3 separate regions of the Mus musculus genome follow, and all the other regions are linked to region 1. Evidence: chromatin loops called from intact Hi-C (ENCODE). Cell type or tissue: left cerebral cortex. All regions are shown on one strand.

The links. A loop is a pair of places that touch in the nucleus more often than their neighbours do. Peaks named below come from ENCODE experiments on the same cell type or tissue, not always from the same donor. Only the 100,000 strongest peaks of a DNase experiment are listed, where the experiment ranks them.
Region 2: it touches region 1 in a loop (2.9-fold over the local background); 10 of 42 quality-filtered maps call a loop at or near these places.
Region 3: a loop joins it to region 1, with 2.1 times the contacts of the local background. A loop is called at or near these places in 13 of 42 quality-filtered maps.

Annotation. Positions count from the first base shown.
Region 1 is chr11:5,110,927-5,118,926 of GRCm38, forward strand. It overlaps Emid1 (EMI domain containing 1), which reads right to left. Exons shown (of 15, transcript NM_080595.3): 13 at 5,954-5,998. Gm46266 (a long non-coding RNA gene) reads left to right here and starts at 4,592. Exons shown (of 2, transcript XR_003949635.1): 1 at 4,592-5,713. In left cerebral cortex, a CTCF peak has its summit at 4,185 (motif pointing right); a DNase peak (open chromatin) is centred at 4,175.
Region 2 is chr11:5,257,473-5,265,472 of GRCm38, forward strand. It overlaps Kremen1 (kringle containing transmembrane protein 1), which reads right to left and starts at 4,138. Exons shown (of 9, transcript NM_032396.3): 1 at 3,963-4,138. The coding sequence starts at 4,053. It overlaps Gm46268 (a long non-coding RNA gene), which reads left to right and starts at 3,545. Exons shown (of 4, transcript XR_003949640.1): 1 at 3,545-3,744; 2 at 4,244-4,610; 3 at 6,267-6,353. In left cerebral cortex, a CTCF peak has its summit at 172 (motif pointing left); DNase peaks (open chromatin) are centred at 3,726, 4,312 and 7,089; H3K4me3 peaks cover 2,179 bases; H3K27ac peaks cover 1,030 bases.
Region 3 is chr11:5,178,183-5,186,182 of GRCm38, forward strand. No RefSeq gene overlaps it. Among named protein-coding and RNA genes, the nearest start is that of Emid1, 30 kb to the left of the region's middle. In left cerebral cortex, a CTCF peak has its summit at 3,852; a DNase peak (open chromatin) is centred at 3,856.

The DNA of each region.
Region 1 (8,000 bases):
GGGGACAGGATGGGGACAAGGCAGGAGGAAGCAACCCCTGGACACCATTTCAGAAAGTGCCATTTACACCCAGCTGTATGCAAATTGTGCCACTCTGCCAGTCACCCCTCTGCTTTCTCCAAAGAAGCCATATTGTTTTCAAGGCCCCATGGCATCAGCTCAACCTCTCAGCCCATCCTTACACAGTGTAAGGATCTCTTTGCACAGTGCCTGTGACATCCCTGGGTTGTCTGTGCTCTAGGTGCACCGCCCCCCCCATCTCTGCATTTTAAATTCTTTACATCTTTCTCTATCTCTTGATCCATATTCTTCAAGTTGACTTTCTGTTATAATCAATCCTATCAGCCTCACCCTAACTCTATCAGTGAAACTAAGCTAGTTGTTGGTGATTCTGTTCATGCTAAAATGAGTATTAAATGAAAAGCAAAATGTTTCAATGGCACTATTGCTTAAAATAAGGCAGATCTAAGGCTGGAGCCCAGCACCCTCCTTCAAGAAACCATTCACCTCTGTGCCAAGACCACGGCAGTTCCACACTCTGACCCACCATGGAGAGCACCCTCAGCCCCGCCCCTCTCAGCAGCAGCTGAAGGCACTAGTGGATTCCCAGGGTTGTGGTGGTGGGTTCACCAAGCTCCTTCTTTAAGGCCTCCCAGGCCTAGGGCTCTCCACTGTCCCCAAACAGAGGTTCATTTAGAGACCTCTCTTGGACCTCCTCCCAGTTTGTCCTTTCCTTCCCCAACACAAGGTCCATGGTGTTGCCCAACACATGTCCCCTCCCTAAACAACTTCCAGAATGTGGGTATACTTTCCAACAGACACCAGGGTGTTTGCAACAACTATCCCACACCTGACAGCATCTAGAAGTCTGTTGGCTTTTAGTGTAGGGCGAGTGAAGGGATGCATACACACATCTGTGTGTGTGTGTGTGTGTGTGTGTGTGTGTGTGTATGCACATGCCTCTCCACTCTATTTTGCTTTCTATCTTACTTTTTAAGACAAGGTCTTAAGGTGCACCCAACATGTACAGTTCCAGCTAGCCTGGCTGCCTACCGAGCTTCACCTGTCTCTAGTCCTCCATGCTAGGGTTGCAGGCATATGTGCCATGCCTGACTTCTGTGTAGGTGCTAGGGCTCAGACCTCAGGGCCTCTTGTTTGTACAGGGAGTGCTCTTTCCCACTGTGCCATCTCCCCCACCTCCGTGTGTGTGTGTGTGTGTGTGTGTGTGTGTGTTTGTGTGTGTGTGTTTGTGTGTATGGATTTGTGCACACATGGACCTGGAGGCTAGAAGTTGACAGATGATGCTTTTCTCCACCTTATTTATCGAGGCACAGTCCCTCAATTGAATCCAGAGTTTGTTCTGGTAGTTCTGTTTCTGCCCACCCAGCATTTATGTGGCTCTTGGAATCTGAACTCTGCCCCTCACTTCTGCTATCTCTCCATCTCCTCCCCCTTTTTTTAGCCCCAACCTCACGACAGTGCTGCCTCAGACTCCCATGTGCTGGAATTGAGACCCTTGGCTCACCGTCCAACATCTGAAGCAGTGGCTCTCCACAAGAACATCTAAGCAACCGAGAGGCCTCCCAACGTATCCACTGTGAGTGTGTTCATCTCCCGGGGCCATTCCTTGTGCTTCAGCTGTTCTATTAATATCATAAGTAAAGATGGAGCTATTCTTGGTCCACTGAACTGCCATTTCAGCCTGGGGTACGGGGTTCACTAGAGGTCACATGCTAAAGTAATCCCTCTTCAGGTGTCATAGGAGCAGGTTGTGAAAATGGATGATCCCAGGACTGGAAATGTGGCTCAGTGGGAAGAGCACCTGGTCAGTGAAAACGGGGAGCCTGAATTCGGAGCTTCAGAATTCATGTAAAAGCCACCCAAGCTCATTGGTGGCGCACACCTTTAATCCCAGCACTTGGGAGGCAGAGGCAGGCAGATTATGGTTTTGAGGCCAGCCTGGTCTACAGAGAGAGTTTTCAGACACTCAGGGCTACATAGAGACACTCTTGAAAAACAAACACACACACACACACACACACACACACACACACACAAACAATCAAAAACTACCTGATGCCAGTAACCCCAGCACTGGGCAGGCATAGAGAAAGGCGGTTTGCTAGCTGCTAGCCTAGCTGGAAAGTGTGAACTCTCAGATTCAATCACAAGGGAATAGGGTAGAGAATGCTACACATGCACACACACAACCACACACATGTATACACACAGGCATAACAGAGAGAAGGGGAGGGAGGGGAGGGGAGAGGAGGGGAGGGGAGGGGAGGGGAGGGGAGGGGAGGGGAGGGGAGGGGAGAGATAGTTTACGGACTGGAGAAATGGCTGAAAGCATTTGCTGCACTTCCAAAGGGCCCAAGTTAGGGTCCCAGTACCCACTTTGGACAGCTCACAGCCACCTGTAACTCCTGGTCTCTTTAGGTACCAACACACATGTGATAGACACTTTTACACACATGCACGCAAATAAAAATAAATCTTAAAACACTTTAAAAGGTCAGTCTTTAAAACCACTGGGAAGCCATTTCCAGCATGGATGATGGACCAGCGAGGGCAATCAAAGGGCATCTGGTCCCAGCAAGTGCTGCTCAGAGTGTTTAGCATGCTCTCCTTGGGAAGAAGCAGGGGGGACAGATCTAGGACATTCACAAACCACCAGTGAGGGGGCAGGAAGAACACTCTAGGCTAAGACACCAGATGTGCGACACACTGCAATGTAGGACCCTTGCTCAGATCTTGGCTAAGATTTTTGTTTATTCTTATGTGTATAAATATTGCACCTGTGCTTGCATGTATATTTGTGCACCATGTGTGAGCAATGCCCACTGAGGCCAGAAGTGCTCTTGGGACTAGACTTACAGATCACTGTGGGCTGGCTGCCACGTGACTAATAGGAACCAAGTTCAGGCTCTCAGCGAGCATCCTAACCGCTGCGCTGTCTCTTTGATTGTGTCTCCTGGGTATCGTGGTAGAGCTAGAGCCTCCCACAGGCCAGCAGCGTCTCAGCCTCTGAGGTTTATCTCTAGCTCCTCACTTTTAATGTGAGAATATTATACATTCCCAGTATATTCTCTGATGAGATCTCACTAACTTGTCCAGGCTGACCTTGAACCTGTAATCTTTCTGTCTCAGCCTCCTGAGCAGCTGGGGATACAGGTTTACACAACAGCCCTGGGTCTGCCTCTTTACTTCCCTTCATAGCCAAGGCAGTACCCAAGGTTCCCTGACTCCACTGACCACTGTCAGCCTTGCTGCCGGTCCGTGCTCACACTTAAAGGCTCCTGGCCTTTGATCAGGATGCCCACAGCCTTCCAGAGTCCTTTTCTGTCTCCAATTCACTCTCCAAATTGGTGTTCAGAAACATACTTTGCGAACAAAACCCTGACCATACCATTCCTCACATTCTTTAATTTTTAAAAAATAATTCTTAATTTTTTTGAGATCTTTCAGTATCTCACTATGAAGCCCAGGTTTGCTTTGAACTTGGAGCAATCCTTCCGCCTCAGGCATCTGAATGCTGGCATTCCGGGTCTAAGCCACCATTCCTGTTTCCCAGTTTAGCAGTACTTAAATGATACTTCAGGTCCACCAATATTAGAATTCCTTAATGAGGACCCCTAGATTCTGAGAGCCTCTATCCTCTCTCACTTCTTGCCTGCCAAGCGGCCACTCCAAGCACTTGCTACTCCGAACATGTCCCAGGCCCCTGCTACCCTCACTTCTGTCTGAATACCCCATGACTGGTTAGGTCCCTTTCATCAGCAACACACTATTGGCACAGACACCCCGACCACACCTAAGTTCCTTTTGTCCTGTGGCTGCTGACCATGGTGTTTTACCCGATGGTGACTCCTCCTGGGGCCTGTGTCTGCAGAGTGCCTCTCTGCACTGCCAAGCCCTGAGCCTGGCATACAGAGCGATGCTTAGGGAACGGTAATGGATTCTCTAGCTCCTCTGGGAATTTAGATGTCTTAGTATGTTTCACTTTGGGTCTCATTTTTGGTGCCACCAGTTTGCTCCTCAGAGCTGGTCCTCGTGTTCCCTGTCTAAATAAGGAATGAAGGCTTGCTTCCCTCCTAACTAGGTAGAGTAACTCAGGCCAGTCACTCAGCTCCTGCAGTACACGACTATGACCACCTGGTGACACTGCTGGGCTACAGCTAAACTTGGCAAGCGGCTCTGAAAGCTGCGCTACCTCTAGGGGGCGCTGGTAGGTGACGTGTCTCAGCAGGATGTTCCCACCGTAACAGGATCCCTACCTACCTCTCACAAAGCTGGTCCCTCAGCCCGGAAGCCGCATGCATCTGCTGCCCAGCAAACCTTCTCCCAGGCAGCAAGCAGGGGTAGAAGTGCAGGTGATGAAAGGAAGAAGGTGGACAGGTAGGGGTCCTGCTACCTCTTGGGGGTCCCTCCCATAGCTAGTCCTGGGTTCAAGGTCTGACCTGGGGCAGGCCAAGGCTCCCCATGCAGGGATAGGAGCTGTGTAGCCTGGCTCTGTAGTGACCTGGGTTTCCCCATACCTTCTGGGATGGGTGAACAACCTGTTTTCTCATCGCGGGTCTCTGGGAGAGTGAGGGGCCTAGAGGAGGCAGAGAGCTGCTCACAAGAGTGTCGATCATAGCCGAGGCCACACTGACACTGTCAGAGGCCAGGGACCACAGGGAGTGGGCAGGTGAGGATGGAGGGTCGGGAAGCAAGCATCTGGGAGAGGTAGCAGGGCCCCAAGAAGTCAAGGGGTACACAGAGGTGGACTCGTGCAGGGTGAGGACGACCACGGCTGTATCCATCACTGACTCCAGGACCACAAACAGGCAAGACAAGGTTGGAAGCTAATGCTGGCCACACCCTCACCAGTGGTGCTCAGGAAGGGAGGAGGGAAGCCATGATGCCAGCTTTTAAAGAGAACCCAGGCTGGCTGTCTTAGAAGGATGCTTACACCCACCTGCCCGCCTGCCAAATGCTTTCCATGTTACAATGGTTTCCAAGAGCGGGCACCTGAGACTTCAGGGCATGGTATGTTCTAGGCTTCCTTCTCTGTCTTTAGGTAGGGTAGATTCCTAGGCCCCAACTCCATTTGTTAGTTACTTCTATTGATCTTGAAGGTTCCCAGTGAGGTCCTTGAAACCTTGAGATTTCTGAGTATGTGGTTTCTAGGTCCCCCTTCCATTTACTCAGTGTCTGCTCTGCATGTGACAGTTTCTAAGCCTCCCTTTCCACTGTACATTCATACTGCTTCCTTTGTATGGCAGTGTCTAGATCACTTTATCTCGGTTTCTCGGTTCTCTTTGCATATGACAGTTTCTAGGCTTCCCTAGTGGACCCTTGAAGTATGTGGTGGTACCTATTATAGATCTTTTGGGTAGAGCAGAGTGAGGTCTCTTGGCCTCATTAACCATGTCAAACATACACACGATGGTTTCAAGGTTTCCCTTCCCAAGCTTCCTGGATTCTCGGTGTGTCTGTTGATCTCTAGGTCCCCAGTCCTTTGTCCCATGGATCCCTTGTGCATCCCCTTTTTGTCCCATGACTTGCCTAAGGTCCCTTTCTGTTTTAGGTAGATGCTTTCTTCACATTTCCCTTCCTTCTGTGGTCAATAGGACAAAGCCAAAACCTTTGACAGGAGGGACCGTGGAAGTGGAGAAGCAGTCTGGCTGGGTCACCTAAACTACCCAACAGCCTGGTGAGGCTACAGAGGGTAAGTGGGTGAAGACAGAGGCAGAGACAGAGACAGGGAGAGCATGGGTGGGGTCTGCTGGAGGGGAGTGTTGGGAGGGTGTGGGAGCAGGGCTTTTATAAGTACGTGAGTAGGACACCCTTGATCCCAGGGTCTACTGGTCAAAGAATTCTTTACAGAGAACCCAGGGCAGAGGAGGGCAGGGGAGGCAGGGGAGGGCAGGAGGATGCAGGGGGAGGCAGGTGCAGGGCTGCAGCTTACCCAGTGGCTCTTCTCACCAGGGTCTCCTTTGGGGCCAGGTTCTCCCTGAAAGAAGTCAGAGACAGAAGTAAGGAAGGGAAGGGAAGGGGAGGGGAGGGGAGGGGAGGGAAGGGAAGGGAAGGGAAGGGAAGGGAAGGGAAGGGAAGGGAAGGGAAGGGAAGGGAAGGGAAGGGAAGGGGCAGGGCAGAGAGCAGGAGGTAGAGGAGGGGGCCAGTATTAGGGAGAAAGACTAACAGAAACCTGGGTGTAGAGCAATTGTCTTGAACACTGGGTTCAGTCCGTGAGGGAGGGCAGAGCAACAAGGAACCCAGGACAACAGTTGGTAGGACTGAGCACAGATTTCAAGAACTTCTTATCACATAGCACAGAGAGCTTGGAAATACCCAGTGCTTTCTCGTGAAATTGCAGAAAGCCAGGCCTTAACAGAAAGAACACAGGCCAGGGTTATGGAGTTTTCCTAGGTCCAAGAACAAAACCAAAATGGACTTTCTGTAATAAAGGTAAATTTCCGAAAGAATGGGGTGACCCATCTGTAATGTAGCTGTCTTGGGGCCCTCAGCACTCCTCAAGAAAATAACAGAATGGAGCTCTTCAGACTGCACCCCTCCCATCCAATAAAGCATTTCAGAAAAAGCTGTATGAAGAAAACAAGATACAAGATGAGCACGTAAGAGAAAGATCAGTCAACAGAAACGCTCATAGCTAACGTGGTGTTGTAAGTAGGAGACAAGGAATTTAAACATCCATGTCGGGGCTGGAGAGATGGCTCAGTGCTTAAGAGCACTGGATGCTCCCACAGGGAACCCAAGTTCAATTCTCAGCACCCACATGGAAGACCACAACCATCTGTAACTCCAGTTTCAGGGAATCTGACACCCTCTTCCGACCTCTGCAGGCAGCAAGCAGGCTTGCATGTGGTGCACAGACATACATGCAGGCAAAACACTCATATGCATAAAAAGAAGCTGTAAAAAATTAATAAAATATCTATGACAGATATTCTGGACCATGAGATGGTTCAGCAAACCTGGCCAAGTGGGTCCCGGAACCCACAGTGGGAGGAGAGAGCTGAACTGTGCCCTGTCTTTCACACATGCTCCCATCACTAAATACACAATAACAGTAAATAAAATAAAAAAACCTAAACATTTCCTAAAGATTAAAAAGCTGTTTTTTAAAGACTATGAGCACATGAGTGTAGACTCCAATAGAGGCCCCAGAGCTGGGGTTGCAGGTGGCTGTGAGCCATCTAAAATGGGTACTGGAAACTGAACTCAAGTCCTCAGAGGGAGCAGTTATGCACTTAACCACTGAGCCATTTCTTCAGCTCCCTAAAAGAATGTTTTAAAAGAATCAGTGGGGGAGGGGGAGGTTAGAGAGATGGCTCAGTGGTTAAGAGCACTGCCTGCTCTTCCAGAGGTCCTGAGTTCAGTTCCCAGCAACCACATGGTGGCTCACAGCCATCTGTGATGGGATCCGACGCCCTCTTCTGGCATGCAAGCACACATGAATTACAGAACACTGTATATATAACACAATAAAGAAATCTTTAAAACCAGAATGATTCAGGCTAGACCGTCTAGTGATGCATGCCTGTAACCCAAGCTTTGGGGAGGCCAAGGCACATGGGTTGCCTGTTATGAATTCAAGGCCAGCCTAAGTTAGCTAGATAAGAATTCCAGGTCTATCTAAGCAATACAGTGAGATCCTGTCTCAAGAAACAAACAAACAAAACAAAGAATCACCTGGGATTGATATGCTATGAGACAAAGTGGAGAATGGTAGGGGACATGGAAATTGTTTTTTAAAAACCAAATGGAAACCGGGTGTAGTGGCGCATGCCTTTAATCCCAGCTTTTGGGAGGCAGAGGCAGGCGGATTTCTGAGTTCGAGGCCAGCCTGGTCTATAAAGTGAGTTCCAGGACAGCCAGGGCTACACAGAGAAACCCTGTCTCGAAAAAAACAAAAACAAACAAACAAACAAAAAATCAAATAGAATTCCTAAAAATAGAATTTCCTTAGGCACAGGGCCCAGTGAGATGGTTCA
Region 2 (8,000 bases), 150 kb after region 1:
TTAATTTAAAAAAAAGAAAAGAAAAATCCGCCATGCTAAGCACATTGTTGTTTTATAGACATTTAACAGGACAGCCTATGCATGGAAGTAAAAACTAATGACTTAGTAAAAACTAATAGTGACAGAAATTCTTTTCTTCAGTGGTTGTCTTCCCAGTTTTCAGGGCTGGTGCCACCTGCTGCCCGGGCTTTCCTCTGTAAAACAGAAGAGCTCTCAACAGTTTGTTTCAAGTAACATCTGCAGGCTGAGAGAGCAAGCTGTGGGACAGCTCCAAGGTGGGAACTATTTCCTTAAGTAGCGCACGGAACCGCGCTGAATCTCTATTAATGAACCAAATGCAAGTAGACAAGCTTTTCCTGGTCAGCTGTATCTTTTTAGAAATCATGGTGAAGCTAGGTGTGGTGGTGCACGCCTTTAATCCCAGCACCCGGGAGGCAGAGGCAGGCAGATTTCTGAGTTCGAGGCCAGCCTAGTCTACAGAGTGAGTTCCAGGACAGCCAGGGCTACACAGAGAAACCCTGTCTCGAAAAAACAAAACAAAACAAACAAACAAAAAACAACAACAACAACAACAAAAAGAAATCATGGTGAAACACAATATTTACATGCTTTCTCCTCACCTATTGGTTCCACTGCACAGGCAGGCTGCTGGCCTCAAACTGTTCTCTCATCTCAGCTTTCCAAATAGCTGGAGCACAACTGTATCATCACTGTGCCTGACTCTCACAAGTATCAAAGGTTAATTCACAGTAAATGGTAAAAGGTCTGTTCATTGAGTAAAATCAACCTGCTGTGTTGCTTTCCAGATCAGTAACCGCTTAAAAGTCGGTTCACATGACCTAGAGCAAGGTTAGATAAGTGAGCCGCTGAGCCAATCACGACCCAGAAACCAAGTTCAGACTGGGTTCTTAATTATAAAAAATTAAAAAGGACAAGATACCGTGACGTGTAAAAATGACAGAAAGCTTTAAATTTCAATGTCCAAAGAGTTGTATTAAAATACAACAGCCATTGGGAGGCAGAAGCAGGCAGATCTCTTTGAATCTGAGGCCAGCCTGGTCTATGTAGTGAATAACAACAGTGGTAGACAGTGAGACTCTGTCTTGGAAAAAATACCCAAAACCTAAACCGTTAAACAAAACCAGCAACGCCTATCCATTTTGTCTATGACTACTTTCGCCTCCACAGCCGGAGGCGAGAACCTGCACCTGCTGCAGTCTACGGGCCACAAAGCCTAAAGCATTTACTGTTCTGCCTTGGTCTAGAGCAGTGGTTCGCCTTCTCAATCTGTGGGTCTCCGACCCCTTTGGGGGTCAAATAACCCTTTCCCAGGGGTTACTTACGGCCATCAGAAAATGCAGATGTTTACATTATGATTCATAACAGTAGCAAAATTACGGTTGTTAAGGAGCAATGAAATAATTTTATGGGGGGGTGGGTTGTCACCACACCATGAGGAACTTTATTGAATTGTCGGAGCATGAGCAAGGTTGAAAACCGCTGGTCTACAGCCTCAGGTAGAGTTCCAGGCTCCAAAATTCAAAACTAGGGGCCATCAAGATGACTCTGATGTTAGAGGTGTTTGTATTAAGCTTGAAGATCTTTTAATCTCAGGGACTGACAAGGTAGATAGGGAGAATTGATTACCAAAAACACTCTGATCTCCACACTCACCCCATTAAGTACTCATCGCCATACTTCCCCAATAAATAAATCCTTTAAAACTTTAGATTCTAAACTAAAGCTGGTACACTGCTTACTACCAAAACCTCCCAATATGGAGATGATGAAGCTGTAGCTTTGTTTTAATCATTTTGCTTTTGGTCCACCTATTCTAAACTCTAAGTGTACTGACAGCTATATTGAGCACACCAATTTGGTCAGTACGGAGCCTAAACGCAATACTTTTTTGCTTTGAGATTTATAAAGGGAAAGTCCCAGTGATCAGGAGGCAGAGGCAGGCAGATCTCTGTGAGTTCGAGGCCAGCCTGGTCTAAAAAAGGTGGGGGGAAAGGAGGACTCACTTCATCTTAAACACTTAAATTATCCATCTATGGGGCTAAGAGAATTACTATAGAGTATGCAGGCCTTACAGGTGACCAAACTCAGGTTTTATAACAACACATATTACTGACTAATAGGACAAATTCCAGATGAGACGTTGAGGAGGATGGTGAGAGGCAAGAAAAGGCTACCACTAACCTCTGTCGCCTTTCTTATCAGTTGTGATAGAAGAGAACGCATGACAAAAGAGCAGAGAGACTGGAGATCATTTGGGGTTGACTACACACTATAATTAGAATAACATTGAAGGGGAATGAGCTAACTGTTTTTATAAAGTCAGCATTCAAAAATGCAAACCACCAGTAATTTAAATATTACAAAGTTGTGCAGAATATAAGTATTGGAATAATTTTTTCCATCCACAAAATTTTAGAGAAAATTACAGTATCACAAAATATGAAATGGTAAGTTTGGCATATTCTCAGTGTACAGCTTTTTTTTTTTTTTTTTTTAATTGGAAAGGATTTAACAAACTAGTCGCTAGGTTCTTGACAGGATATGATGCTGAAAACCATGTGGTTTGTTTCTGAAACTGCTTCTGGAACCAGAGGGGAAACATCACAAAGGCACTGATGTTGCAGAATGCTGAGGAACCCCGCTGAGGAGAGTTTGAGGGACCTAGTAAACTGTTTCACAACAGCCATAAATTTGTCCTTACCCAGGACTCCTAAATAAAAGCATACCAACTTTACCCAAGAGCTGTTGCATCTGACCTAGCAAAGCGTCGGTGCCTAACAGATGCTACCTCCCTGCAAGTGTGGGCAGAATAGGCTCACAGTGCCCTTTCCAGGAAGGAGCGCCAGTCCACTCCCACCCGTACCTCTCTCTCCATAGAGGACATTAAATCCTGAACACAAAGATGACAAAGTGGAAGGAGTTACTAGGTTACAGTTATGTTGACACGTCCTGGCTCTCGGAACGTCCCTCCCTCCCTCCCTGTTCACATACTACAAACAGTAGAAAAGAGCACATTATAGAAGTCCCATAGAAGGCAGCAATCACCTAGAAACCACTTCTACTGAGTCTCAGGTTTGGTGTGTTGGGAACTCCTCATTCTGCCGTCCCAAAACCCAGCTTTGCCTTTTGCCGGGATTCATCCTGAAAGAAATTCAGTATTCGCTGGGTAAACCAGGTGTCTAGTCCTTAGTGAACTGGGAAACACTATAATAAGTATTATTAAATCGTTTAATGACTACACATGGTGGAACACTCTAAGCAAGTTGCCTACAGTGTATCATTTAATGTTCACCAACACTGCTCATGGGAGTGAGTTACCCCCCCCCACTTTCAGATCAAGTAACAGAGGTTCAAGCAGCTTTGCCTCAAAATCACACAGAAAATAAATCTCAGCCTTTCCCCTAAATCCAAGCTGTCAAGAAAACAAAGCAACTCTGAGTTTTCTTTTACTAGTAAAACCCTGCCTTCGCAACATCACAATCCGCAACTTAGGGTGGAGACCCCAGTGGCAGGTTCACCAATGTCCTATGCTCATCAGCTCTCAACAACCTGCAAAGAAACCGAACTGGGCCAGACAACACCCTCATGCTTGTCCTTCCACTGGGAAAGGATTCCGAGGCAAGGAAGGGCGTGTGGGAACTAAGCTGCCATCCCAGCTTCCATCCTGGCCGAGAGCACCACCTCGGGCGGACGCCGCGGTGGACTCAGAGTAGTCTGCACTCGGTACGGGCGACTTTAGCCGTCACGCACCCCCTTCTCTTCCGTAAGTCGGAAGCAGAGTTCGGCAAAGTTAGAAGCCGGCACTCGGGGCAGAGTCCTGGTAACGCGGGACAGGCGCGTCCACGCCGCGTGCTGGGACAGAAGCCCGAACATCGGGTTCTCCGGGGTCCACGCGCGAGAGAGGGCGAGGGGGTTCGGGGGGGGGCCGGGGTCTCACTCACCGGGGCCGGAGCGGGGACCGGGCGCGGGCCGGGCCGCCAGAGTGAGCGCAGCGGCGGAGAGCAGCGCGAGACGGGCGGCGGGCGGCGCCATGGGCCGTCAGTGCGGGACCCCCGGGCGCGGCCCGGGGCAGAGGGGGCAGCACCGGGAGCCGGGGGCGGCCATGGGAGCAGGACGGAGCTCAGCGTCGCCCCGCCCTCGCCGCCCGGCCCGCCCCGGTCCGCCCCGGCCCGCCCCGGTCCGCCCCGGCCCGCCCTCCTCAGCGCCGCCCCGTCCTCCTCAGCACCGCCCGGATTGCCTGACGCCTGCTAGGATTCCGAGCCGGGCGGCCTGCGCATGCGCGGCCTGCCACTCACGCGCGGGAGCCCGCCCCCGCCCCACCTGGCTCCGCCCCCACAGCAGGCGCGGTGAGGCCACCCGAGGTGTGGAGTCTACAGGTGAGGGCGGGACGGGTCCTGCCTCTGAGTCCCCACGCTGAGGTTTGTCGGCGCTGACACCGGCCGAGCGCCGTGACCCCTGTTTCACCCTTACCTAGGTCGTGACTCACGCGCGAGTTCCACCACTGCGGTAGTAACCAGAACAAACCTCTTGCTCTTGCTAGGCTCGTGGTAGCGGCTAGCCAAAGCGTGTTCTGGAGTCCTCCAGTCCCGGTTCGTATCCCACTTGGTTACTCGTAAGATCTGTATAAATGTATACAGGTTTAAAGAAAACGGGGCTCCCTTCTGCTCAGTGGTATGTCGATACCGTCTGCTCCACAAAGCGGTTGTACAAAGTGAGATAATGCACGGAAACCTCGCACGCACAGTGGGGGCTCAGTAAATGTGGAGTTCTTTCTCCTTGTGGAGTCCTGCAGCTACCAAAGGGACAGCATACTGAGCCTTGTGCAGAATCCTATCATATCCGTGTCAACTAGCGCAACTTATTCTTTTAAAAATATGTATTTACAGCGGTGCAGTGGTGGCGCACGCCTTTAATCCCAGTACTCGGGAGGCAGAGGCAGATAGGTCTTGGTGTTGGAGACTAGTCTGATCTATAAAGCGAGTTCCAGAACAGCCAGGGCTATAAAACAGAAACAAAGAAAAAAATATATGTATGTATAAATGCATATGTACATACATATATGTTTTTTATTGTATGTGTATGGGTGCATGTGTAACACCAGAGGACCATTTGTGGGAGTCGGTTCTCCTTGCACTGTCGGTTCTGGGAACTCAGGTCCTCAACCTTGGTGGCAATTGTCTTTACCGATGAGCCATCACACCAGTTTTAAATTATTATTATTATTATTTTGAGTCTTGGAACTATGTAGATCAGGCTGTCCTCGCACTCACAGAGGTCTTCCTGCCTACGCCTCCCAAGTGCTAGAATAAAGGTGTGTGTCCCCACTCCCAGTTAAATTATTTTTAATTAGTATAAAATGGGTGATACACTATATATTTGCATATATATGTATCTGTGTGTATATATATATATCTCACCAATGTATTTTGCTCAACCATCAGCAAAATAGGAACCATAAAAGACCTCAAGGTCCAAAGATACGGAAGCAACAAAAGTGCCCAACTCGATGGGGCAAGCGCTGTGTCTCTTCATTAGGGGAGACTTGGGGTTCTGTGGCTTAAATTCTCGGTCTCCGCGAGGCAGCCCCCCACCCCCCAGGATCTCGAGCCTCCTTACTCCTCCTCACACCCCCAGGCAGCGGGGATTTTCCGATTGCTCTTGCTTAAAACGCCACGGCGACGCCCGGCAGGACAGGTCCGGGCTGTGCACCGAGAGCTTTCAAGTCCTTGGTCCGGGGCTGGCAAGTACAGGCCTGCACCAGGCTTGGCGGTGGCAGGAACATCTGCCCTCCTGTTCCTACTCGCTGTGCCCGGAGCAGGGCTGGGCGATCCTGGCCCCGTGGGATACCCTGGCCTACCTGGGGTACACCCACCCCTGCGCCCTGTGCCCCTCGCCCTCTCACTGGGCAGGTGTTCTCCCCAGCCTTCCCACACTCAGGAGGCAGCTCCCAGAGCTGGGCCCCAAGGGCGTAGATACCTCCCACGAGGCGCCTGCCTTTCTGTCCCTCTCCACCCACACGACCCAGAGCTGTGGCAAGAAGAATCTTGTTCAATCGTTTGCTTTCCCTGTTGTTCCTGAATTCAAGAACCCTAGGTGTTTCTGAGTGGACGCCCCCACCGCCCAGTGGACACACCCTTCACTTACTAGTGAGAACTCAGCCTCCAGGTTCCACACGTGGGACTGTTGTGTATATATATATATATTTTTTTTTCTTTTCTTTTCTTTTTTCTTCCTTTTTAACTGAGGGCCTAACATGACCCATGGACATCGGACATTACGGAGCAGAGAGCTTCGGCCCACAGCTGCAACAAGGAAAGAGCAATACGATTATGGTTAAGTCTGTGGTAACAATAAAGGGGCTACCCCAGGGGCCTGTGATATGGGGAGACACCACCGAAGCCAGTGCTCCACAAGGCTGCTTCACTGAGGTTGTTTTTAAGGGCCATAGGGCTTTTTGGTGATGCGCCTGCTTTTAAGTCACTCAGCTTCTGTCGTGAGACTGGATAAATTCGTTGGTTACAAAGCTGGGTTCGGGAGGAGTCTTCCTTGTCTGCTGTCGGAGCTAAATTTAGGGTGAATGGGTGTTTGTTCATACCTCCTCAGGCAAGGCAACCCAACACCAGCCTGTTTGCTCCTCCAGGAAGCCCTGTGACCTCTACCCTACACTCTTGGCTCTCCCCTCAAATGCAGCATTACCTTCAAAGACAATTTAAACCAACAGCGAACATTGGTGCAGACACTAGGTAGGGTGAGCCTTGCCCCACTCCACGAATAGTCAGACATGGATGGGGATATAGCTCAGTTAGAGTGTTTACTTAGCATGCACAAAGGCCTGCTCTCGACACCAAAGAAACAAGGTGGGTGCCTGTCATCTCCAGATTGGGAGGTAGAGGCAGGAGAATCAAGAGAGTTCAAGGTCACCCTCAACTACTCAAGTGCAAAGCCAGCCTAGATGGATTTTGTGGCACTGTCTCAAAACAAAGACAGACAGGAACATGGGCAGTGCTGAGGACAGCTCAGATGTGTGTGAGTGTGTGTGTGGGTGGGTGAGTGTGTGTGTGTGTGTGTGTGTGTGTGTAGGGTATTTCAGACACCCAGGATACTACAGAGACACCAATAAGATGTACTCTCTGTGCCTGTGTGGCCAGCGCTCTAGTGAGTCCCACCTCCAACCCTAGCACTAGAGTTGTTGTGGAACCCTGGGAGAGAAACTTGCCTAGGGTAAGTGAGTCCTTGGGTTCCATCCAAAACACAGCAACAATCAGTCAGGACGCTGGAGAGAAGCAAAACCAATCCCCTGCACTTTAACCAACCTACAGTTTAATAGACTTTTTGTTTTGTTTTTCTTTTCTTTTTCTTTCTTTCTTTCTTTTTTTTTTTTTTTTCAAGACAGGGTTTCTCTGGGTAGCCCTGGCTGTCTTGGAACTCAGAAAACCGCCTGCCTCTGCCTCCCGAGTGCTGGGACTAAAGGCGTGCACCACCACGCCCGGCTTATTTTGTTTTTCAAGACAGGATTTCTCTGTGTATCCCTGATGATCCTGGAACTTGCTCTGGCCTCCAACCCAAAGATCTGCTTGCCTCTTCGTCCTGAGTGCTGGTATTAAAGGTGTGTACCACCACACCACCACACCTGGCTACTAGATTCTTTCTATATCTCCTTTGGGTGTCAGAGGAGAAAATAGGAAGGGGGCACACAGGAGATCAAAAAAAAAAATTTCTTTTGGCCAACTCAGGGCATCCAGGCTTCCTGATAATAGCTTGAGATGATGGTGCCTCCTCCCTTATATAGAAAGTTGCCCCTGCAGATCTGGTATCAGCCTCTACTGTTCATCAAACTCTCCACCCTTAGTGCAATCAGAATAAGCTCTTCAGTTTGTATGACTGCATAGGAAATGAAAATACAGGGTCCTAGCAGGGCATAGTGGCATATACCTTTAGTCCCAGAACTCAGGAAGCAGGTGGATATCTGTGAGTCTGAG
Region 3 (8,000 bases), 67 kb after region 1:
CAGAGCCAAATCAGGAGCACAGGACCCTGCAAACGCCATATACCTGGGACGGCCAGCCCTATGAGCTGCAGCCCCAAGTCCTCGCTCCCTAAGAGCTCCCGGTCCATAGGTTTGCATCCCCCCCTGCCCCCACTTCCCAGTTCCCTCTTTTTTTTTTTTTTTTTCTTTTTTATCTAGACAGGGTTTCTCTGTATAGCCCTGGCTGTCCTGGAACTCAGAAATCCGGCTGCCTCTGCCTCCGAGTGCTGGGATTAAAGGCGTGCGCCACCACGCCCCGGCCAGTCCCCTTTTTTTCTTGTAAAGCTAGGTTCCTGCCTGGCTGGTCTCAGGGTTAGCGAGCATCCCTCTGTCCCTTGCTGGGGCACTCACTGTCTGCTACTTTGTGTTGTGGTTGGAACAATGAGAATTTCTTCCCTGGGGAGATGTAAATCCCTTCCTCCCTCCCTCCCTCCTTTCCTTTCCTCCCTCCCTCCCTCTTCTAAGAACGCAATATCAAACTAGAGTTTGGTTTCATCAAGGCTCACACATGACCAGAGCATGAGTGAAGGCTTGCCTACAGGAGTATGTGTGACTCTGTAGCAGCAGACTGGAAAGTTTTCACCCACCATGGATGGTGGCTCCCCCATAGCACAGGTGGAACCCCTTTTCTCACCCCCATCTTTCTAGTCTGGTTCTTTCTAGCAGCCTCTGTGGAGATGACACTGACCATGGAGGCAAAGCCACAGTTAAACTGACAGTTTAGGTCTGCAATGCCTCCCAAAGCCATGTGTGGAAGGCGTGGCTTCCCCGTTTGTTGCTATTGAGAGGTGGTGGTACCTTTAAAGGGTAGGTCCTCTTGGAAGGTCTTTATGTCATTTGGGGTGTGTCCTTGAAGGGGATTTGTTGCAAACCTGACCCCTTTTCTTCTCTTGCTGCCTGGCCAAAAGGTGAGCAGGTTTTTCCTTAACACAAGCTCTCACTGGGATGCACTGCACAGGCCCAGAGCAGAGCAGGGCTGACTGACCACAGGCCAAACTTCCAAATCTCCAAGCCCCACAAAGCCTTGATTCAATGTTTATCCTCAAATATTTGTTACAGAGACAAAAAACTGCCAAACATGGACGCTTAGGAACAAATTCCGCTCTCTGGGCTCAGTCCCAGGTAGAGAGAGAGAGAGAGAGAGAGAGAGAGAGAGAGAGAAGGCTGAGCCTTTGGTGACAGAATTTCATAGTCAGGGTGCATTTGATGACAGCTGGCCTTCTCAGTCCCTGGTTACACCCCAGAGAAGGCCTGACTGTGACTGCTGCCCCTCAGGGTTAAATGAAATCGTATACTTGTCCTGCTTAGCCAGAAACAGTCCCTCAGGTGTTAACAAACCATCAAGGCTGCAAGTCAGCCCTGCACTCTTGTGTTTGCGCCTCGAGGGTTGGTGTGGGAAGCTTTCTGGCGATAGGTCCCTAGAGCCTGATTCAATTTAAAAGACGCTGCCAGCATCCTTCCAGAGAGCATCCCGTGGCCTTGAAGCCTCCCTCAGCAGCTTTCCCGCTTGCTGCAGACCCACTGGTAGATCAAACGTCCCAAATGTGGAGAGTTCATTACTGACTTGGTGCCATCTGCTTGGGAGGACAGGGGAGCTTGCTGGAGCTCTTTTTTCCCCCCTCTCTTTTCTTGTTCTCCTTTCTCTTTCCAAAGACATAAACTTGGACTGCCAGCACATGGGGAGGAAGGATGGGGCTGGAGATGTTTATTTTGTAGTTTTCAAAGAAAAGGACTTTTGGTCTAGTAACTGAACATTCTGCTGGCTTTGGGGACAAGCTTTGTTTGTCTCAGCAGGTGTCTCTGGGGGTGACTTGGGGTGAGGCAGGACAGTGGCATAAGTAATGCAGGACCGCAAAATGGGTCCAGACCAGTAGCTTTGGAACACCTCCAGGTGACTTGTCCAAGCAGGGCACATATTCTCCTTGGTGCTCTGGAAACACACATGGCTGCTTTCTTCTGAATGACGGGGACACTTAGATTGCCCTTGCTTTCTTGTGCCTCCCATCCTTTTTAAAGATCAATGTCATTGTATTTTCAAAATGGCACATGTAGTTCATAAATGCAAACTACTTGAGCCACATATAAACACATCAAATAAAGTGGGAATGCTCCCGTGCTCCTCCTGCCCCTCCATTGGTGCTCCCCAATCCCCTTCCTCCTCATGCCCCTCCAGAGGTGCTCACTGACAGCCTAGCTGGGGCTTTAGTGCCTATACACACACAGTCATGCACGTGTGCACTCTTTAACTTGGGCAGCCTAACAAGGCCTTCTTTAAAGGGGCTGAGGGAGGCTCAGCAGGTAGGAGTAACTGCACTTGCTGAGCACCCTCCCATATTGGATGGCTTACAACCACCTCTAAGTCCACCTCCAGAAGATACATACACTTACATGCACATACCTGCCACCCCAGCACCCCACCACACACACACACACACACACACACACACACACACACAATAATAAATAAGACAATGGTGCTGGAGAGATGACGAATCAGTTGAGAGAGCACTGGCTGCACTCATAGAGGATTCAGGTCCTAGTACCCGCATGGTGGCTCACAACCACCTGTACCACCAGTTTCCAGGGACCTGACACCCTCTTCTGGCTGTGTGCATGCATTCAGTGTACAAAAACGCACAAAGTCTCTCTCTCTCACACACACACAAATATAAATGTTTTTAAGAGACAAAACTGAAGAAATATGGAAGACATAAGACTGTTATGTAATGTGATTTCTTCCTGTAGAGGTCCTGATACCTGTGTCAGCAACACAGATGAGGCATGGACGATCATGCTCTTGCTGATGGGCTGAGCTCTCTGATGGGCAGCAAGAGTGCTCTTCAAAACCTGCTCTGGCTCCAAGCCTCATTCTAAATGAACCCTTTCCTGTCCTCGCCTCTGTAACCACAACTCCCCACTGTGCCTTCTTCAGTGTAAGGAACTGGACTTCAGAAACCATGAAGGAAAGACTCTTCCCCCCTTGTTTCTGTTGGCTATTTGTTACAGAGACACGAACTGATAAACCCGTGGGCAGTGTGAGGGGACGGTGATAAGTCTTATAGTGTAACAGGTCCCAGACTGTAACACAGCTGACTCCATGATGGAAGTGCCATTCTGGCTGGAAGACTCAGCATGCAGACAGCACCACCTGCCAACACCAAAACAAAGACCTGATCCAGCTGGGCAGTGATGGCGCATGCTTTACTCTCAGCACTCAGGAGGCAGAGTCAGGCTGAGCTCTGTGAGTGTGTGAGTTCAAAGCCAGCCTGGTCTACAGAGTGAGTTCCAGGACAGCCAGGGCTATATACAGAGAGACGCTTTCTCAAGAAACAAACAAACAAACAAACAAACAAAACCCAAACATAAACAAAGATCAAATCCATCAAAGCCCTTAGTTCTGGGAAGGTCTCTAACAGTACTAACCTTATTTTATGGCTTCTGAAGTTCCACGTATGGCTAACTGTTCTTGTTAACTGAAGTATGTCAACCCAGGTCATGGTTGTTTGCTTGTTTGTTTGTTTTTGTGCATAAAAGCTCAGCTGAGAAAAGCTCCAGATTACACTGGGATCCCAAACACCCAGTGTAGTCGCAGGCTGGCTTTCTTTTGACTTAGAGACCAGAGCAGTCTTCTCGGGCGAATACACCACAACAATAAGGTCAGAGCAACGGAAAATGACCTCCAAGTGTGAGAGGTTCTGTCATCCTGAGAAGGAGAAGGGCAAAGTCAATGTCCAGGCTTAGGACCTGGAGGCCAAGACTTCAACGGAGGATGCAGGTTACCTGGAAGCTCGAGTCGAGCTTTCATTTCCGCACAATCTCAGATCTCACCACAGGGAGGCGCTGGTGAGCAAGGCTGCAGAGGCGAGGGCTTCTGCAGGGTGGAGGCTGCCAGCGCCTTGCAGGTCTTGAGCATGGCTGCCAGCTGGGCCAGGTGCTTCACCCCGTCTGTTTGCCCACCTGGGGCCTTGAAGGAGATGAAGGTCATTCAAGTTTTTCTGTGGTTGGGCCCTTAATTAAGTGGTTCTCAACCTGTGGGTCGAGACCCCTTTGGCAAACCGTCCAGCTCCAAAAATATTTACACTAAGATTCATCACAGTAACAGCAGCTATGAAGTAGTAATGAAAACAATTTTACGGTTGGGGAGTCACCACAACATGGGAAACTGTATTAAAGGGTCGCAGCACTGGGAAGGTTGGGAACCACTGCCTTAACTGAAGCAAATGATAATGCAATTCTCTGAAGGAACAGGAGCAGCAAGGTAGATTAAGCCCTGAGATGGCAGGCAGGAGACACTCCGTGGGGCTGTGGGCCTGAGGGTTTGGCTCAACTGGGAAAGTGCTTGTTGAGCAAGCATAAAGACCCGAGTTCCAGATCCACACCCATGTAAGAAAGCCAGACACCTGCTCACACCAGCAGCCCAGGCCTGAGGAGGCAGAGGCAGGAAGGCCTGGCTTGCTGGCCAGCCCCGGGTGCAGTGGAGAGGGCCACCGAGATGGCTCAGCAGGTAAAGGAGATTGCTGCCAATCGGACAACTTGAATTCTAACTCTAGGAACCACCTTGTGAAATAGAAAACCAACACATGCAAGTTGTCCTCTGATTGTCTCTCACACACACACACACACACACACACACACACACACACAGCATGGCATTCCTGCCCAACACACACACACACACACACACACACACACACAGCATGGCATTCCTGCCCAACACACACACACACACACACACACACACACAGCATGTATTGAATGCACTGAGGGGAAAGCAGTCACTGACAGGAACCAGGTCAGTTCTTTTCTCAGAAGCACACTGCCCTTATGGACGTGTTGTTGGCTTGTCATCTTGTCATCCGATACAAGGCCAGCCCCCTCCCTTCCCCTGCCCCAGAACAAGATCACCTAAAGTCCCATGAAGTCTGGTTTGTGACTCAGCTCTTATTTGCAGAATAGGGACTGATGGCTGGGCATGGAGGCACAAATCTGTAATCCCAGAACTCAGGAGATGGAAATAGGAGAGAATCAGGTTCAAGGCCAACCTCGACTACATCGCAAGTTCAAAGCCAGTCTCATCTGGATGAGATCCCTTTTTTAAAAAAATAAAAAAATCAATCAAACCACAAGAATAGGGACTATGGGCCATGTATCCATTACGACAACAGGTCCCCTCCTGTCTTCGATCCTTAGTTACTGCTAAAATCTATCTGTATTAAGAATACAGAGGCCAGGGCTGGAGAGATGGCTCAGCAGTTAGAAAGGAGCAAGGGCTGTTCTTCCTAGATGACCCAGGTTCAATTCCCAGCACCCGGAGGGGAAACCAGTACATTACATGAACTGTCTATAAAATTCCAGTTCTTCACACAGACATGCACGCAGGCAAGACACCAGTGCACATGAAACTTTTAAAAGACTGGGTGTGTTGGTGCACACCTTTGATCCCAGCACTTAGGAGGGAGACAGAAACAGGCAAATCTTTGAGTTCAAGGCCAGCCTGGTCTAGAGAGTGAGTTCCAGGACAACCAGACCACACAGAGAAACCCTGTCTCAAACAAACAAACAAACAAACAAACAAACAAACAAAATCAGAAAAAGAAAAAGCACAGGTATTGCCTGCAGCGGCCAAGTTAAATATGAGGTATTCCATTGACTAACAGGGCGTAATCTGGGATTGAACTCACGTCTTTTCTCAGCCTCCCAAATGTAGGGATTTCTGGTGCACCACATGAGGCTGTGCTCAACCAATTTACCACATGGGCAGTGGCGTGGGGGTGGGAGGCGCTCAGGGGCTGGAAGAGAAGGTCACTTGACTGGAGTCTGGGAACCAGCGGTAGCAGCAGACCCTCGAGTCTAGGTCCGCAGTCATGTGTCTCTGGTAGGAAATCCCTGGTTTCCCTGGCAGAAGAAGGTGATTTGGCTAATGTTACACGCACAAGGTGTGACATCAAGCCCATGTCCTGCACTCTTCAGCTCTGCTTTGTCCCCAGTCATAGACTCAGACTAGGAGAGTTTCTGGGAGGGAGAGTCCCAGCCTTAGCAAATAACCAAAAATGGAGAGGGCCCTGTGGTTAATCCCGCCGTGCCTCACCCACTAACAGACTAACAGACTGGAGGGGTCTCTGCGTGGGAAGGAAATGATTTTAACCCAGGGCTTGGCTGGGAGGCTCTGGGGGCGGAGTCCAACTCACGGGTATTAGAAGAGGGAAACAAAGAATTGCTGAGGATGGCAAACTGGTTATAATTAAAAGAACCTGGGTTCTGGAAAACAGTGTGGGGCGGCCAGCTGTCCTGGGTCTGGGTTCCTGCTTGGAGCTGGGGGTGGGGCGGGAACAGACAACCCCAAGAGCCAGCTGCCCTAGCTGCTGGGCAGACCCCTGAGGAGAGACCGAGGCAGAGCAGACTGTGGGAGGAGAGCCTCTCTCCTTAGGGCTCTCTCGGGCCAGGATGCACAGGAAGGCACGAGTGCGTGTGTGCGTGCGTGTGTGTGTGTGTGTGTGTGCGTGCGTGCGTGCGTGTGTGTGTGTGTGTGTGCGCGCGCGTGTGTGTGTGTGTGTGTGTGTGTGTGTGTGTGTGTGCGCGTGTGTGTGTGTGTGTGTGTGTGTGTGTTGGGGGTGGGGGGGTCCCCTCAGCTCCCCGCTCTATTGCTCCTTCCCATTTCCCACAACCCAGACTCAGCCATGCTGTCTCTCAGGAAACCAAGCAGGCTGGAGGATGGGTCAGGCCTGATTCTAGTGCTTCATGGATGAGATATTTAAACTCTCAGAGCCATGTTTCTCCCATCTGAGTGGGGACAGAAACAAGACCTAATCCGTGCAGTTGCCGCAGGGATTAAGTAGTGAACAGCAGGGTTGCGAGCAAGCAAAGGCCTGTGGGTGTGGGCAGGCGCCTGCTATTGCATGGCTCCTGGGTGGAGGACTCTCACATGTGCTTCACTATTGGGGGGCAAAAGTCAACACAGTAGCTTATGATATCATCTAAGTTTTGGAAAATTGAAGTTTCTTTTTGAAAATGTTCTGTGCGCACGCGTGCGCACACACGCACACACACACACACACACATACACACACACACACACACACACACACACGCGCGCGAGCGCGCACACACTCGTATGCACATGCATGTGGAGGCCAGAGGACAAGTTTTGGGAGTTCATGGGTTCTGCATATTGACATTAGGTGCCAGGCTTGCGTGGCAAGCACTTTTACCCGCTTGTCATCTTGCTGGTGGAAATTTTGGTGGCCATCTTATTATTACATTTAAAATGTTATTACACTTACGGGGGCGGGGTGCACGGGCACACCATGGAACTTATGTCTGTGTGGGTAGAGGACAGCCTGTGGGGACTGCTGCTCCCTTTTTCCCATGTGGCTCCCAGGACTGTCAGGTGTGGGACAAGCGCTTTTACTCGCTGAGGTGCTTGTCTTTCATTACAACATCCAGGAGGCAGAGGCAGGCCGATGCCTGTGAGTTCGAGGCCAGCCTTGTCTACAGAGTGAGTTCGAGGACAGCCAGGGCTACACAGAGAAACCCTGTCTCCCCAAACAAGCACACTCCTGAACACCGGCCACCGGGTGGGCTCAGTAGGTGAGTGCAGAAAGTGAGCGACATTCTGCGTGACTAGGTGTTGCTGACATCCACGTGGCCATGCCAAGGACCCCAGTGCCTTAGCTCCATGGAGTAGAAGGCCTTCTGCGGCAAGAAGGCTCACAGGGACCCAAAGCCTTCCTCAGGTCAAGGGTGAATGTTGACAATATGCACAGAAAATGTCTACGTAGCATTCTCTGCCCGGCTGCTTACAGCCTGCAGCCAGCTCCCCTACAGAGCCTGCTCCTACAGAGATGAACTAAATCTGCCTCCTCATTCAGTTGTACATCATAAACCCTGCCTCCTTATTTAGTTCTGTGTAATAATTCCACTTCTTGATCAGCTGTATATAATAACCTCACCTCCTGTTCAGCTGTGTATATCCCTGCCTCCTG